2 separate regions of the Mus musculus genome follow, and region 2 is linked to region 1. Evidence: chromatin loops called from intact Hi-C (ENCODE). Cell type or tissue: heart. All regions are shown on one strand.

The links. Hi-C counts contacts between places; a loop is a spot of excess contacts. Peaks named below come from ENCODE experiments on the same cell type or tissue, not always from the same donor. Only the 100,000 strongest peaks of a DNase experiment are listed, where the experiment ranks them.
Region 2: a loop joins it to region 1, with 2.2 times the contacts of the local background. A loop is called at or near these places in 2 of 42 quality-filtered maps.

What each region holds. Positions count from the first base shown.
Region 1 is chr2:71,525,243-71,533,242 of GRCm38, forward strand. Dlx1 (distal-less homeobox 1) reads left to right here and starts at 4,203. Exons shown (of 3, transcript NM_010053.2): 1 at 4,203-5,064; 2 at 5,715-5,914; 3 at 7,022-8,000. The coding sequence starts at 4,752. The coding sequence ends at 7,276. It also overlaps Dlx1as. In heart, no CTCF peak of the experiment used is centred here; a DNase peak (open chromatin) is centred at 4,479; H3K4me3 peaks cover 4,239 bases; H3K27ac peaks cover 2,544 bases; H3K27me3 peaks cover 7,547 bases.
Region 2 is chr2:71,363,222-71,371,221 of GRCm38, forward strand. Slc25a12 (solute carrier family 25 (mitochondrial carrier, Aralar), member 12) reads right to left here and starts at 4,534. Exons shown (of 18, transcript NM_172436.4): 1 at 4,292-4,534; 2 at 3,306-3,359. The coding sequence starts at 4,303. In heart, no CTCF peak of the experiment used is centred here; a DNase peak (open chromatin) is centred at 4,480; H3K4me3 peaks cover 2,223 bases; H3K27ac peaks cover 1,561 bases.

The sequences.
Region 1 (8,000 bases):
AGGTGATTAGTTTTAGAGTCTCCAAACTTTAACATGCATGCAGAAAGGGAAACAAAAACAAAACAAAACCCAGAACTCTTTCTTTAAACTCTCTTTTACTCTGGTTCACCCGCCCCCACCCCACCCTTGTTGATCTTAACATGGCTGAGCTGTGGGCACTTCCAGAGGCAAGCACCTGCTTCCACCCCAATTTCCTCTTCATTGAGGTTTGCCCCAGAGAGGATGAGCCAGGGAGCATTGCCTGCAAACGTTGTCTTGACTGTGGACCATAGGTTTAGGCTTTCTGAAGATGTGAGCAGTCCAAACCCCTTACAGATCCCTGAGGCTCTTCACCAGCAGCCAGCCATGCTTGATCCCCCTGCCAGCCTGAGACGCTCCCCCCACTAGACCATTTGTTGTACTAAAAATTTAAGCTGCAACCCCATTCTTTAGATTTTGAGTTTAGAGCCCAGCTAGTCCTTAAATTGTCCTCTCCTGACTGCAGTCCTGGGACAGGCTTCCCTGGGCTATACAAATCAGGTATTCCTGAGACTTCACAGGATCTCTGAGAGAAAAGACACCAGGCACATTTGAGATAAGGTCCTAGTTGGGCTCATCTGGAACTCCGTTTTAACTATGGATCAACTTGCCTGCAGGGCCCACCTGCTTCAGGAGCAGAAATACATTCCTGCCCAAAGCACTCTGCTTTCCCTTGTTGTCAGAGATCTGTTGAACCTACCTTCAGGGTGGGCTAGGCTGGGCCTCACAGGAAGACAGTCCTCACAGGAAGACAGTCCCCTCTGGGCATGGCCAGCGGGGGGCAAGAACATCAGAACCTCTGTGAACTCTGGCTTGTGTTCATGCAAATGGCCAGGTGGCCCGAGTCCTTAATAGGGCTTGGATCGTCTGGGGAGCCAAGGAGATTTTACATTTGCCAGGATTGATAGCATAGAGGCACCCCCAGGGAGTTAGCAGGACACCCAGAGCCATGGAGGAGGAGGTGGGAAGCTGGGGACAAGTACTGCCCACAGTGGTACATTTCAGCTCTCCTCTAAACTTGGGAATTCATCCATGGTCCCCAACTCCCCAGATCAGTTTGTCTACATCTAGAGATGTAGAGAGTTGTGTGGCGGCAATTCTAAACCGACTTTGTTTGAGGGTAAGAAGGAATGGGGAATTTTAAAGATCAACTGGCAAACTTTTGAGGTGTTCTGGAATTCGCCAGGCAGAGACTCAGAGACTGAAGCTGTGACCACGGAGCATCCATATTCCCTAGAGAGGATCAGGGCCAGCTGCCTTAAAGATACTTGCCAGAGAATGACTTCACTTCTTTTCTAGAGCAATCAGATTAGCATGTAGTGTCTTTATCTGCAGATCAGTTTACTCTTAGGTCCCCCTAAGGATAGTTTTATTAGGACCACAGGATTTCACCAACCACTGGGACAATTATTGCAGGTGAAGGTATTTATGGGGAAGGTATATAATCTGATTTAGTAATCTAGCCTGTGCTGCTAAACGCAGCAGCTCTGTAGGAAACAAACTTAAAGGAATTTTGTGTAATGTTCTTTGAAGTTAAGACTGAGAAGTAGGGTTCGTTTTTTTGTTTTGTTTTGTTTTTGTTTTTTAAGAGCCTCCTCTCTTCCACTTCCTCATCAGCTGACCAACTAAATTGACCTGACGCCTAACCCTGAACCGCAGGGATTCCAGACAGGAAGTGTAAGCTGGCTACCTGAGCTGTTGGCTCCTGAGGTGACTCCCGTGAGTTCTGCTCCCGATCTGGAACCTTCAGGACCAATGGGAGAGTCTAAGTTCCTTTCATACTTGGGCTGGCAAAGGTCTGAGCATTTTGGAGCAGGTGTGTCACTTTAGAGTTGGGTCAGTTGGAGGACTGCACACCGGGACTCACAAAGTAGAGATAAGATCTCACTTCCTGAAGTTTGCTGAGGCCTGTACACTCTTTCAGGGACCCGGCTCAGTTTCTCCCAAGACTTGCTTCCTTGAGTTAGGAAATAATTCTCAAGTGTGCTCCCTCACCTACACACAGCTCAGTTCTAAATGTGGCCAGACTCTGAAACCCTATCGTGCCCACCCGTTCCCAGTAGCCAGCCTGGCCTCCTGCTCTGCTAAGTGGAAGGACAGAGCACCTAGTAGACCCATGGTCGCTCTCTGGTTCCCCAACCCAACCAGTCTCTGGGATAAACTGGTCCTAGGCAATCCGGCCATCCGACGTCCCCATACCTTGCACTAAATTCCAAGAGACACCAGTCCAGTTTTCCCCATCCCAACCCCGGCGCACAACCGCAGCGATCACTTACATGGGCAAGGCCCGCAAGGCGAAGAGACCTTCGGTTCAGATGGCATCCAAGCGGCTGCGTTGGGCGCACAGGACGGCACTCCACACCCCAAAACAGGCACTAAGAAGGAGCTATTAAAATCGCGAGTACGACAGGAAGACCAGGACGAGGCGAGTTGGAGTTCTTAGTTGGTTGGTGTTACAAAGCCTCACCTTGTGGTTTGGCGATTAAGGAAAAAACAAAAACAAAACAAAAAACCTTTCAGGCGATGGCAAACCCTTTATTGGTTTACGAATTTTGGACTGTTGTTTTTTGTTTTGTTTTTTTCCTCTTTCTTTTGTTTTTCTCTTTTGCTCCAACCAACATGCTGCATGAAATGTTTCTGCGCACAGCCTCATGCCTTTAATCAGAAGAGGAAATCTTTAGGCAGGAGCTGCTGCTGAAGGAGAGAGAGAGAGAGAGAGAGAGAGAGAGAGAGAGAGAGAGAGAGAGAGAGAGAGAGAGAGAGAGAATGAGAATGAATCCCCTGTACTCATATCTGTAACGACATCACCGATGTAATTTGTTTTGAATGTTCATTTTTATTGGTGTTCCCTCTGCCAAAATGTGCTTGATTACAGAGGTCTCCCTGTGATCACTGTGCACTCCAGATAGGGGAAGGTGCCGCGGCGCAGGTTCAGCTCAGGCCAGATCAAATCCCCGGGCTGTTTAACGCTGAAAGGCTGCATGTTGCTATTAGTGTTAAATATATGGCTAATTATGCGTATGAAAATTAAACATCAGTGTTATGCTAATGGGGCGCCTTCAGCTGCGGATCTGAGCACTTGAGACTACCATTTAATCAAATGAATCAGTAACTAATACGTGTGCACGTGTGAACTTTCACAAGATCATTTCCCCCGGTCCCCGTCACACCGCTAAATTATGAAAGAAATAATTATCAACACTTTCTAATTACCTAACAAAGTAATTTGGGATTCATCGTGGGGCTGGCGGGATTGGGAACCAACAGTCCCTAGCAACCAGCGTAGTTTGCGCCACGCGAGGTGGTGTGTGGTAGTAGTGGGGGGGTGGAGTGCGAGAGAATCTTTTGTGCACTTTTCAACACTTGCACCCAGATGGTAGACAGCGCGCTTTGGCAGCTCTTTCCTTCACCAGCTTCCCCACCTCACCCCCGGGCCCGGAGGCTCCAGCTTTGGCCACTGGAGGTGAGGAAGAGATCGGGCGACAGAGAGGGGCATATCTAAACACAAATATTCAAGCCTACCACTGATCAGGATTTGCTGAGGGTGTCGGTGTCTCCCTAGGACTCCCAAACCCCAAGTACTCTGGCCAGACCCCAGGAGGTCGGAAAATGACCACCTGGCAGGAGTTCGATGCACCAGCCACCAGGCGACTGCGGGCCCTCAGGACTCCACGCTGAGCCGCGCCCTCGGGGCGAGTGAGCCCGGGGCTCGTGGCTCAGGGGGAGTGGAGAGGGGAGGGGGAGGCAGGAAGGTTGGGAGGGAAAGGAGGGGGGAGGCGGTGCGGCCGCCTTTCCTGGGTGGAGAAGCGTGGGTTCCTGGCTCTCCACGCGCACTGCTTTGATCAGACCCGTGCAGCCTCGAGCTGGAGTGGCCAGCTGGGCCTGGAGAGATGCGAGCAAGCCCCTGGGAACGGTGGCAACGGCGGGGCGGCGGCCGAGTGAGTGAGTTGGGCCAGAGGGCCCCCAAACCCAGATCCCCGGGATGTGGCCGAGAGAACCCCAACCTGGGAGGCGCGGCCTGGAGCGCGCTGAGCTAGGCACAAGACGCTCAGAAGGACCGCTGGCTGCAGGCTACCTGGGTTGTCGCCCAGTGCGCGACTCCGCGATCCAGAGACCGCGGCCGGACTCTGGAGCGGCGCTCCGCACCGGACTAGGTGACCTCAAGAAGAAGTGGTCCGGGGTCCCAGGCGTTGGGGGCGGGCGAAGGGTGGGGACAGCAAGGGGGAGGGCGACGGCAGGGCGCGGCTGGTTGGTTTCTGGGGCGGGAAGCGCGCGAGGGAGGCGGGAGGCTGGAGTCGCGCGCCTTCGAGGTTCCTGCGCGGACGCCGCAGCCCATTGTGCGTCCCGCTCCGCGCGCTCTGTTGCAGAGGAGCCCCGGCCGGGACGTGTGGACCGGATTCTCCCCAGGCCGGGCCGCGTCGCCCGCTCTAGTCCAGCCGAGCCCGAGCTTCTCGGACCAATCCCCGGTGATTATGCAAGAGAGCCGACCAATCAGCTCCACCAGCTCATGAATATTTATGACCTTGGCTGAGTCAAAGCTTTGAACCGAGTTTGGGGAGCTCGGCAGCATCATGCTTAGACTTTTCAAAGAGACAAACTCCATTTTCTTATGAATGGAAAGTGAAAACCCCTGTTCCGCTTAAATTGGGTTCCTTCCTGTCCTGAGAAACATAGAGACCCCCAAAAGGGAAGCAGAGGAGAGAAAGACCCACACCCAGACCCCGCGAGAAGAGATGACCATGACCACCATGCCAGAAAGTCTCAACAGCCCCGTGTCGGGCAAGGCTGTGTTTATGGAGTTTGGGCCGCCCAACCAGCAAATGTCTCCTTCTCCCATGTCCCACGGGCACTACTCCATGCACTGTTTACACTCGGCGGGCCATTCGCAGCCCGACGGTGCCTACAGTTCGGCCTCATCCTTCTCCCGACCGCTGGGCTACCCCTACGTCAACTCGGTCAGCAGCCACGCGTCCAGCCCCTACATCAGTTCCGTGCAGTCCTACCCCGGCAGCGCCAGCCTCGCCCAGAGCCGCCTGGAGGACCCAGGTACGTGCGCTTGCCAGGGACAAGGAGAGAAGGGAAGGAGAATAGGAGAGAGGGGGAGAAGGGGAGGGGGAAAGAGAAAAGACAAGAGAGTGTGGGGTAGAGAGGTGGGTGGGGGTGGGGAAAGCGCGGAAGTAGTAGAGGTTTCGGATATCAATCTGTGGATCCTTGTCACTGAAAAGAAAAAAATTATAAGTCAATTCAATTTACAACTGTCCAGCAAAGGATAAATCCGAGCGCGTCTCCTGGCACTGGCTGGGCCTCTGGGCCGCTCGGTGCGCCGAGCACACAATGCCCTGCTGGAAAACAGAAACCCACATGTGCACGTATTAGTCTCGGTAATTATTTATTGCGTAGCGCTATAAACAATGTATGCAATTAAGGGTAATTAAACCTCAACTACCGCCTGCAAAAAATAGCAAACTTTCTCTGCAAAGGCAATAGCTGCGCTCTTGGGAACGACCCAATTCTGTCTGCAGCAGCCAGGGACGTGCGCTCGGACCTTGAGGGACCTTCGCAGTCTTTCAGGGTTTCTTGAACGTTCTTTTCCGGACCCTACTTCTGCCAACCCATCCATAGACATTCATTCTCGTCCCTCCTCACTAAAGGCAGTGCAGCATTAACAAGGGTCTCTGCTTCTGTTGTCCCTCCAGGGGCGGACTCCGAGAAGAGTACGGTGGTGGAAGGCGGCGAGGTGCGCTTTAACGGCAAAGGGAAAAAGATCCGTAAACCCAGGACAATTTATTCCAGTTTGCAGTTGCAGGCTTTGAACCGGAGGTTCCAACAAACTCAGTACTTAGCTCTGCCTGAGAGGGCGGAGCTGGCGGCCTCCTTGGGACTCACACAGACGCAGGTACCTGGCCGCTCTGCCAAACAAGCCTCGGGAGCTGGGCTCCAGCCCCAGGCTTCACATTTTTTGTTCGCTGGGCCTCTGGTTCTAGGTGTCACAGTCCGCCCCCCAACCCGTGTGTGTGTGTGTGTGTGTGTGTGTGTGTGTGTATCCACCTCTGACTTTCAGCGTCTCCTCTTCCTCCCTCAAACTGTTTGCCCTAGCTCGGACCCTACTCTCTGACCTGCAGGCTACCTGGTCTTCTGACCAGGCAGGGAACTGGAAGGATTTCCCCAGACGTTTTGTTTGGAGGTTCTGAGGTCACACGTGCCTGAACAACTGGAACAATAGAAGGGGGATTTAATCTTCCTTAGCCTTTAAAGTGTGCCACTAATCACTCAGGTCCTGGGCCTAAGCCTGCTTCCCCCACCTCCTTCTTCTTGCGAGGTGGCAGAGGCAGATCCTTCCCTCTGGCCCTTCACTTCCCAAGTTCCAGATCCTTAAGAAGAAGGGGGAAAAAAAAAGTGAGATTTTTCTTTTTTCTTCCTGCACTTCTCTAAGACCCTGGGCAGTTCCTAGGCATTCGAACGAGGGCCAGTCTGTCTCTAGATTTAGGTTGGAGCTGGGGAAAGCAAATACACCGTTGGGGGTGGGGGGGAGAATTGGTTTGAGTCTAAAGAGTTTAACAAAGACGCTGTAGCCTCTTCCAATAGTCCTACGAGGAAAGGAGATCTAATTTTAACAAATGCCCCCGCCCCCCACCCCGTTCCTATCTAGGTTTTAAATTTTCTTTATTGTTATTGCATTGTGCTGCATGAGGTCTTCCATAAACGTCGCCCAGGTGGCATCGTCTCATTTGCAAGCCAAGGCCTGGCTCTCCCCTGTTCTCTTATTCCCGGCTCTGATAGCTGCTCTAAAAGTTGCCAACAGCGGCTGGACCTGGGGCTCAATTTTCTGGCCTTTGGCCCTCATGGGGTGTGGGGAGGCGGTGGTCTCTGCCCCTCTGTCCTGGAGCTGTCAGCTTTCCCAAAGCAAGGAGGGCGGGTATTGTTGTCCACCCGTCCCTTTTCTCCTTGGACCTGGGTAGGCTCAATGGTCATAGTCCAGTCACGTTGTCGCCCGATCCTGCAGGTCAAGATATGGTTCCAGAACAAACGCTCCAAGTTCAAGAAGCTGATGAAGCAAGGCGGGGCAGCTCTGGAGGGCAGCGCGCTGGCGAACGGCAGAGCCTTGTCTGCCGGCTCCCCACCGGTACCACCCGGCTGGAATCCGAACTCCTCATCTGGGAAGGGCTCCGGCAGCAGCGCTGGCTCCTACGTCCCCAGCTATACATCATGGTATCCCTCAGCGCACCAAGAAGCTATGCAGCAGCCTCAACTGATGTGAGGTTATCAGTTCGCACTCACCCGCTTCCTGCCCGTCTCCCTTGGCCCGGCCCCTCCCGCCTCCAGGTTCATCCACCTTTTCGCACGCCCTGGGCCAGGAGGAGAAGAGCCCACGAGCGGGAGCAGGGGTGGGGGTGGGGAGCTAAAAATAAAAGAAAAAGGAACAGTGAAGGCAGAGGGCTTGCTGCTTCTCGGAGCCCCTAAAAGTCTGACTCAGCGACCTTTCAGCCCGAATCTGGTTTGGGCCACGGTGAACAGCAGAGTGGCCTCAAAGCGCAGGCACAGCCACTGGAGACAGCCAGTGCCACAAGATAACCCGCTGGACCGGACCAGACTCTCATCTTTGTGAGACTATCAGGAAAAACAAATACGTAGGAGGGGGAAATACGCTCTTTTTTGATTCTGTCCGTCTTTGTCTCCTTTTTGCACTGTCTGTGCGCCGAAGTCAAGGTCCTCGTGTGTCTGCTGTCCTCATTCTACGACCTCTCCAAAAAGTCACCAGGTCTGAGCCACACCGGTCTGCCGGCAGCCCATCCACCGAGTCCTGGACCACTTTTTCCTGAATGGTCTTCTTCCGGGCCCTGCTTGACCATCTATGTAGCTTGTTTGGGAAATGGGGGAAATCAGAGGGAGGGGGGTTAATTTATTGAAAAACAGACTTCATCTGACGCTGAGTGTTGGCCAATTCCAAATTCTCTGGGACATGGAGTGGGCGCTGTCCAAAC
Region 2 (8,000 bases), 160 kb before region 1:
ATCTTAATATGCTAGAAGGTAACAAAAAGTTGCTCCAACTAGATACAAAGTCTTTCCAGCAGTTTTATGCTTTCCTGGGACTAAGCAACTCTACACTGTTTCTCTCTTGCCTTCCAATACTGCAGAAGCCAAGTATGGTGTCTCCTGTTTGTAATCTGAACAATGAATTCAAGATTAGCCTGAGCTTCATAATGAGAATCAGACCAGCCTGGGCTATGTAGCAAGATTCTGACTAGAAAAACAAATGAACAAATAAAATAATAATACTATTAATAATAACAATAATAATGCTTGAGTCACTACTTTATGTTTAATGATGAATATAAATTAATAAACCACAAGTTTTCTGTACAAAAATAAAATAAAGACAATATCAAAATAATATTTAAAGAAGTAAGGTGTCACTCAGTGGTATAATATTTACCTAATATATATGATGAGTTTGATTCTCCAGCACCACAAAATAATAATAATAATGTGCAAAAAAGATACCACAAAAAGTATATGAAAAGCTAAAATAGCATAGTTATGAGCTTTCCAAGCTCCGACAATCACTACCCAGCCCAAAGAACAACACACACAAACCAGTAACAAATGAATAATGAGTCACATTTTCTTTTCTGTATAGAATTTCTAAAACTAGAAAAGACATCAGGGGCTGGTGAGATGGCTCAGCAGGTAAGAGCACCCCGACTGCTCTTCCGAAGGTCCGGAGTTCAAATCCCAGCAACCACATGGTGGCTCACAACCACCCATAATGAGATCTGACTCCTTCTTTGGAGTGTCTGAAGACAGCTACAGTGTACTTACATATAATAAATAAATAAATAAAAATTTAAAAAAAAAACCTTCTATCTCAATTTAAAAAAAAAAAAAAAGAAAAAAGAAAAGAAAAGACATCAGTTCCCATTTCCTTATGTTTTACCGGGTCCCACATGAGAAGATGAAACCTGGAAAGTCTAAATAATTCGCTTAAGGATAGGGAGCTATAGAGACCGAGGCCTGCGAATTAAACCCATCTTCCTTAAGGAAAAAAAAAAAAAGCCAGCTGTGATGATGTACATCTTTAATACCATCATTTGAGAGGCAAAGGCATCCAGATCTCTGTGAGTTCAAGGCCAGCCTGGTCTACATTGGGGGCATCCTTGAACTTGGGGTGAGGGATACACATGTTCCTGATACCTGTACTCTTCTTACTACATCATAGAGCATCTCAGCTGATTGTTTCCATATGTAACCAGAAAATAAAATTAGCTATAGTATACAAATTCTCCACAAACAACTGACCCTAATCATAGTACAGGGCTTATACTAATATGTTTTTGTGAACCCCAAACAACACTTGTAAGGAACAAAGGTCTTAACACACAAATGGTGAGGCTCTATTATAACTAGTTTTGTTCCAGAAAGGATCCTTTTAATACACTTTGTAAAACTCAAGGCTCCTAAGAAGCAAGGTTATACACACTTATAATCCCAGGACTCAGGAGGCTTGAGACAGAAAGATCAAACAAGTTCAAGGTACCCCAGGCAGATCTCTGTGAGGTTGAAGTCAGCCTGGTGTAACAGTTCCAGGGCAGCCAGAGTTACATGGTAACACCCTGTCTCCAATAAACAAAGACATATGAAAGAAAGAAAGGCTGTGCTACCTAAAAAGCCTTAGTCTAAAACATAAAAATTAAAAATAATTCTCATTTTTCTAATTCTCTTTTGTTTTCTTTTGGTGCTAACACTCAAATGCAGGGCTAAAGCAAGGTAGAGAAACACTTTATCCCTGACCTTTACCAATTCTCTTTCATAAACTACACTGTGTGTGGTCACCTATGCAGCCTCCTCCTCCCCACCAGGCCTGAGGAAACTACCTGTCCCGGATGGAAGTGCTATCCAGCTTAGACTCATTAGCAGACGCTAGAATCTGTTCCTAAGATAGAATCACAGACTTTTGGAATGGAAAGCAACCTTGAAGGTCACCTTTCATTTTACAGTGGAAAATAATACCCAGAAGGAGCCTGCCCGAGGTTAACAGTCTACAGAGACTCCACAGCCAGAATACAAGATTCTAAAAAACAGCTCTTCCAAGAAAAACATAACTTTTAGTAAAATACCTTAGGAATTTAAGAAAGCAAAGGCAAAAAACTAGGCGTAGTCAGGTGACTGATTCTAAAAGCTTAACATAAGTAAGGTATTTTAAGGTCAATCCTTACAAGACTTCCGGTTTTGTTTTGTTTTTGTTTGTTTGTTTTGGGTTTTTTTTTTTTTTTTGGTATTTTCGAGACAGGGTTTCTCTGTGTAGCCCTGGCTGTCCTGGAACTCACTCTGTATAGACCAGGCAGGCTTTGAACTCAGAAATCCGCCTGCCTCTGCCTCCCAAGTGCTGGGATTAAAGGCGTGTGTCACCACCGCCCGGCAAGACTTCCGTTTTTTTAACGTGTGTATGTTTATGCACCACATGCATGTGATGTGATGTCCTCAGAGGCTAGAAGTAGATGACAGATTCCCTGGAATTGGACTGCAGATGGCTGAGTGCTGCCATATGGGTGCTGGGAATCCAACCCAGGTCTTCTAGAACAGTGCTCTTAACTGCAGAGCCATCTCTCCCCACCCCTTTTTAAAAAATAATTTATTATTATAAGGAGCAGATGTGTGAGCACTGGTGCATATGCACAGATATATGAAAGTCAGAGGACAACTTTATATAGTTAGTTCTCTCCTTCGATATTTATATGGGTTCTGGGTAAAGCACCTTTATCCACTGAGTCATCTTACCAGCCTCCTTACAAAAGAATCTAAAGCAAACATGTTGTACCAACCCCTACCCCCATCCCCATCTATGGTTGCAATAAGTGGGAGGAGAAAGCGCAACTACAATAGTCATAAATTATCTGTGCAACAAATGTCATAGACATTTATGAGAAGGAAAATTTTATAAGTCATCCTAAGTCATGCAAACAAAAAGAGCAACTCCAGGAAAACCTCATATCAATCCCCAATAGAAAGAAAAATTTTCCAATCCGTTCTTACTAAGAGTACAAACGGCCGGGTATAGAGCCAATCGCAGCCCTCAGGAGGCAGAGGCAGGTAGATCCTCCGAGTTCCAGGACAGCCTGGTCTACAAAGCAAGTTCCAGGACAGCCAGAGCTACACAAGGAAAATCTGTCTCAAAAAAAAACCAAAACAAACCAAGTACAAAGGACATCCTCCACTCATGTTTGTGAGAAGAGCATTTCTCAAAGTTAGAGAGCTTAAAGAGGAATAACGATCATGTTCTTCCCATTCTTTCCCTGATGTAAAATTCTTTCACTTACCTGGAGGAATATGTTTCTCAGCTCATGAGGATCACCTCGTTTGGTTGTATGCACCTGAGGGGGGGGGGGGAATGACTGGTTAATGCTTAGCTAGAAACCACATAATCTCTTTAGATTATAGTTTACATCTGCTAACAACTCATTTATCTTTCATAAGGTCATTTAGTCTAAAAACAAACCCAAAGCTTAATTGCTGATAACACCTGTCAAACCGGAGATCTACGGCTAAGGGGTGGGAGAAAAGGGTGTGAATAGTGCAAGATAGAGCAAATTACAGACGGCACTTCCTGTGAACTGGAAAGGGAAACCAATGTAATCGTTTACTTTATTCCACAACTACTAGCAATACAGTAGCAACCACCAAGCTACAAATCCTGAGAGCCTCAAGAGAGGAGCAACAGGAGATGTAAAACAGCCAAATTAATAGCCGGGCCTAGCAGCCTTTCTTGTGGAAAGCAGAAACAGTACATCGTCATCTTGGCGACCCTTTCTCCATCTGACCTAAACCTTGAGAGCTGCCACAATACGGATACTTTCGACATCTGACAACCTGCCAGGCAAATGTCAACCAGTGCCCTGGGCTGTATTGTGGCCCCAAATGACAACACCCACCCCCTCCCCCACCGCGGATGCCCTGGGTATCCCCGGTTCTCCTGCCCGCTGACTCTCAGTCCCTCTCTGATGCTCTCCAACTCTGTGCTCGCAATCCCATGTACCTAGGACAAAACACTACTCTTTTCCTCCTCCCGACCATGGTCCTCAGGAGCCCCTCCAACTCACGATCCCTCCTCCTTCCCCTCCCCCAGCCGGGCATCCTCTTCGCTCCGGTCCAAGCCCAGCACAGCTCTCCACCCGCAATCTAGAGCCCCGGGACGCACTGGCTAAGAACCAGGCAAAGAAAGCAACGGAAAGAGGCGGGGGGCTGCACTCGGGGCCCTTGGAACGTCTCTTATGCAATAAAAGCAGCAGCAGAGAGTTGGAGTCACCTTGACCGCCATGCTGTGCTCGGAAGCCGGGAACGAGCGAGTGAGCGAGCTGGGCCGAGCTGTCAGGGCGCGCGCGCGCCACGGCCCGGGGCCGCGCCCGCGCTCCCTCCTGTCGCAGCGCCGCGCCCGTCTATATGCAAATGAGCTAGAGCGCGTCGGTGGTGCGCACCGAGTGGCCTTGGTTGATCCATCAGCGGGCCGGCGGGGCAGTCGCACCTCTTGCGGGGGACACCAGAGCTCCGGTCGCCGGATTCCAACGCGCAGTGTGAGCAGAGGCTCCTCTGGGCCAGCCCCAAGTCCCAAGGCCTGGCAGTGGGTGTGGCTTTGGGCACCGGCTTCAGCCAAAGTCGGTTCCCTCTTGGGGCTTAAAGGAACACTTGGGGCCTGTATTGAGCAAGGTTGGAAGCATATGAGAGCTTGTCCCATTAATAATGAGTTTATGACAACCAGTGACAAATATTGATAAGGAAAATGATTAGTTAGGTTTTTTAAAGGGAAAACCTAAGTAAACATAACTTCAGAAATATGCTCCTGAATTAACATTCCTTGGGATATCCCTAATGGTTTATTAATAGATTCGCTTCACTCTCTTAACCACCCAAATTCTTTGTACAATGTATATAGAAAACAACTTTATTTATCTTGGAGCTGGTACTTGCTATGCTGACTTTCTCTTCTACAGGAAACAATTCCTCTGTGAATTCCCAGCCCTGCCTTAAGCTAAATTAATGTCTCTAAAACTGAGGCTTGCCATTAAGATATGTGAGGGCCAGGCAAGTAGCTTAAGTTGCTGGAGTGCCTAACTAACATGCTGGAAGTCCCGGGTTCTATGCCCAGTAGCACATAAACTCTATCTTGGCGAAGTAGTATCCGACTGTAATCCCCAGGCTTGAGAAATGGAGGCAGGATAATCGGAATGTCATCCTCGGCTGCATAAGAGTTAGAGGCCAGCCTGGATGCATAAGACGCGTCTTCAAAGAAAAGAAAAACGAAAGGAATAGAGGAGAAGTAAGAAAGGGGAAGGGAGGGAGGCGGGGGGGGGGGGGTGTGTGGAGGGGGAAGAGGGGTGCGGATCCGAGGTGATAGCTCAGTCTGAGGCTCCTCAGAACTCATTAAAGGTAGAAAGATAATCAACACCTATTTTCCACATTTCATCTAAGCACTAAGGTGAATAAAATTAAAAATTGTTAAAAAAAAAAAAAGAAGGGGAGAAAAGATCCTATTAGTTCTCATATTGATATTCACCCAAATATTTACTAAAATCCTCCATGTGCTAGACATGGTCCTATTTGTAAAGTGTGGATATAAATACACATATATGCATATGAAGTATGTGTATAAGTAGTTATTTATTGCAAAGACCTTCTTTGCCACCATTATCATAGACCATTTTAAGTTATAAAACTAAATAGCAATCCTACATATTGTAGATATCATACCCTTGGCTCAATCATACTTAAATGTTGCAATATTTGATTATCCCTGGGTTATTACAAGAAAATTTGTAACAAGCTGATGATGTCTCCTGTAGTAGTATATTGCCTTTATTCCCACCCACCAGTTATAGGCTTCGTGTGCTCACTTTTCAATATCTTTGAGACCAGGCAAGGGGATAAGTCTTTTTAAAAGAAACATGGTTGACTTGTTTAAAACTGATCATTAGTGCACTCGACATGGGTTTTGTGAGAGGGAAGGAAGTGATGAGATTTCTTGTCATTATAGTATTAAAATTAAATCTACTTAATTCATAAAATCATATACATGCCATGAATACTTGTGTCTATCAATAAATATGTGCTATTTGAAAATATCAGAGCCCAGTAAAAGCCAGACATTTAGCGATTGTGTTTACCCAGGACCTCAACCATATTTGGTTTTTTTTTTTTTTTTTTTTTTTTGGTTATTGTTTAGTTGGTTGCCTTTTGTTTATTTGTTTTGAGACAGGGTTTCTCTGTGTAGCCCTGGCTGTCCTGGAACTTGCTCTGTGGGCCAGGGTACCCTCAAACTCACAGAGACCCACCTTGCCTCTCTATCCAGAGTGTTGGGATTAAGGGGAGCATAACTACATCCAACTACTATTTTCTTTCTTTCTTTCTTTTTAAGATTTTATTTATTTATTTTATGTATATGAGTAAAGTAGCTGTCTCCACACATACCAGATAAGGGGATTGGATCCCATTACAGATGGTTGTGAGCCATAATGTTGTTGCTAATTGAACTCAGGACCTCTGGAAGAGCAGTCAGTGCTCTTAGCCACTGAGCCATCTCTCCAGCCCTTATTTTCTTTCTTAAGTGAGACATGCTCCTTTAAATTAAAAAAGGGGGGGGGGGGGCGTAAATAGTGATGGAAAACCAGGTTCCCATATGTGAGTGACTGCTGGGCCTTTATCTTTTGCCATGCACAAAAACTTCCCTCAAAATGTATTTTTAAAGGGGAAACATAAGATCTACAGCCATAAAACTCCCAGAAGGAAACGCATGGAACGGGGAGCTCTCTGACACTGCCTCAGGTAGTAACAATCACACCAAAGCCAAAGCTCGGGTCACAAGTGAGACTGCATCAAACTAAAGTGCTTCTGTGCAGCAAAGTGAAGAACAAAATGAAGAGGGCAGCCTACAGGTTGGGAAAAATATTTTTAAATTATTAACATCCGAGAGTCATATTGAGAAAACTTATACAACACAGTAGTAAATATCCTCTAATCAGTGAATGAAAGATTTGAAGAGACAATTGCTCTAAAAATGATATAAAAAAATGGTCAAGGCGTCGGGTGGTGGTGGCACACGCCTTTAATCCCAGCACTCGGGAGGCAGAGGCAGGCAGATTTCTGAGTTCGAGGCCAGCCTGGTCTACAAAGTGAGTTCCAGGACAGCCAGGGATACACAGAGAAACCCTGTCTCAAAAGAAACAAAACAAAACAAAACAAAAATGGCCAATAGGTATCCAAAAAAGAAGCTCAAGATTGTTTATCACCAGAGAAAGAGCAAATACTGTGACCTGTCACTCCCAACCCCCCCGCCCCAAGACTGTTATCAAGAAAAGAAAAAAAATGCTACCAAGTACCAGCAAGGGTATAGAGGTGAGGACATTCTTATCTAGTAGAATCATTTAGAAACCAGTACAAAGATTCCTAGAGATGTTAAATTTTATATATGCAACTAAAAATGTATATACATAACTAAAAATGTATATGTATAATCTAGATCCCACTTCTGGTCCTATTCCCAAAATATACAAATAATCACATTGTAACTGTACCCACTCTTCTATTTGACAGGTCATAGCAGTTCTGTGGAAGGCATCAACTGTGTCTTATGTCCTGTCTAGTACCCCTCCTAAACTGCATGTAGCAGCCCTGTAGGGAGTGTGTGTGCACCACATCCATCCAGAAACCTATAGAGATCAGAAGAGGGCAAGAGATTCCCTAGAACTGGAGTTACAGGCAGTCGTGAGCAGCAACGTGGTTGTGAGAAACCAACCTGGGTCCTCAGCTAGAGAAACGAATCCTCTTAACTGCAGAGCTATTTCTCCTGTCCCAATTACAGTGACTTACAAGTATTTCTTTTCTTTCTATTTATATTTTATTTTATTTTATTTTATTTTATTTTATTTTGATGTAGCCCTGGCTATCCAGGAACTCCCTCTATAGACTAGCCTGGCTTCAAACTCAGAGATTTGCCTGCTTCTGTCTCTTGAGTGTTAGGATTA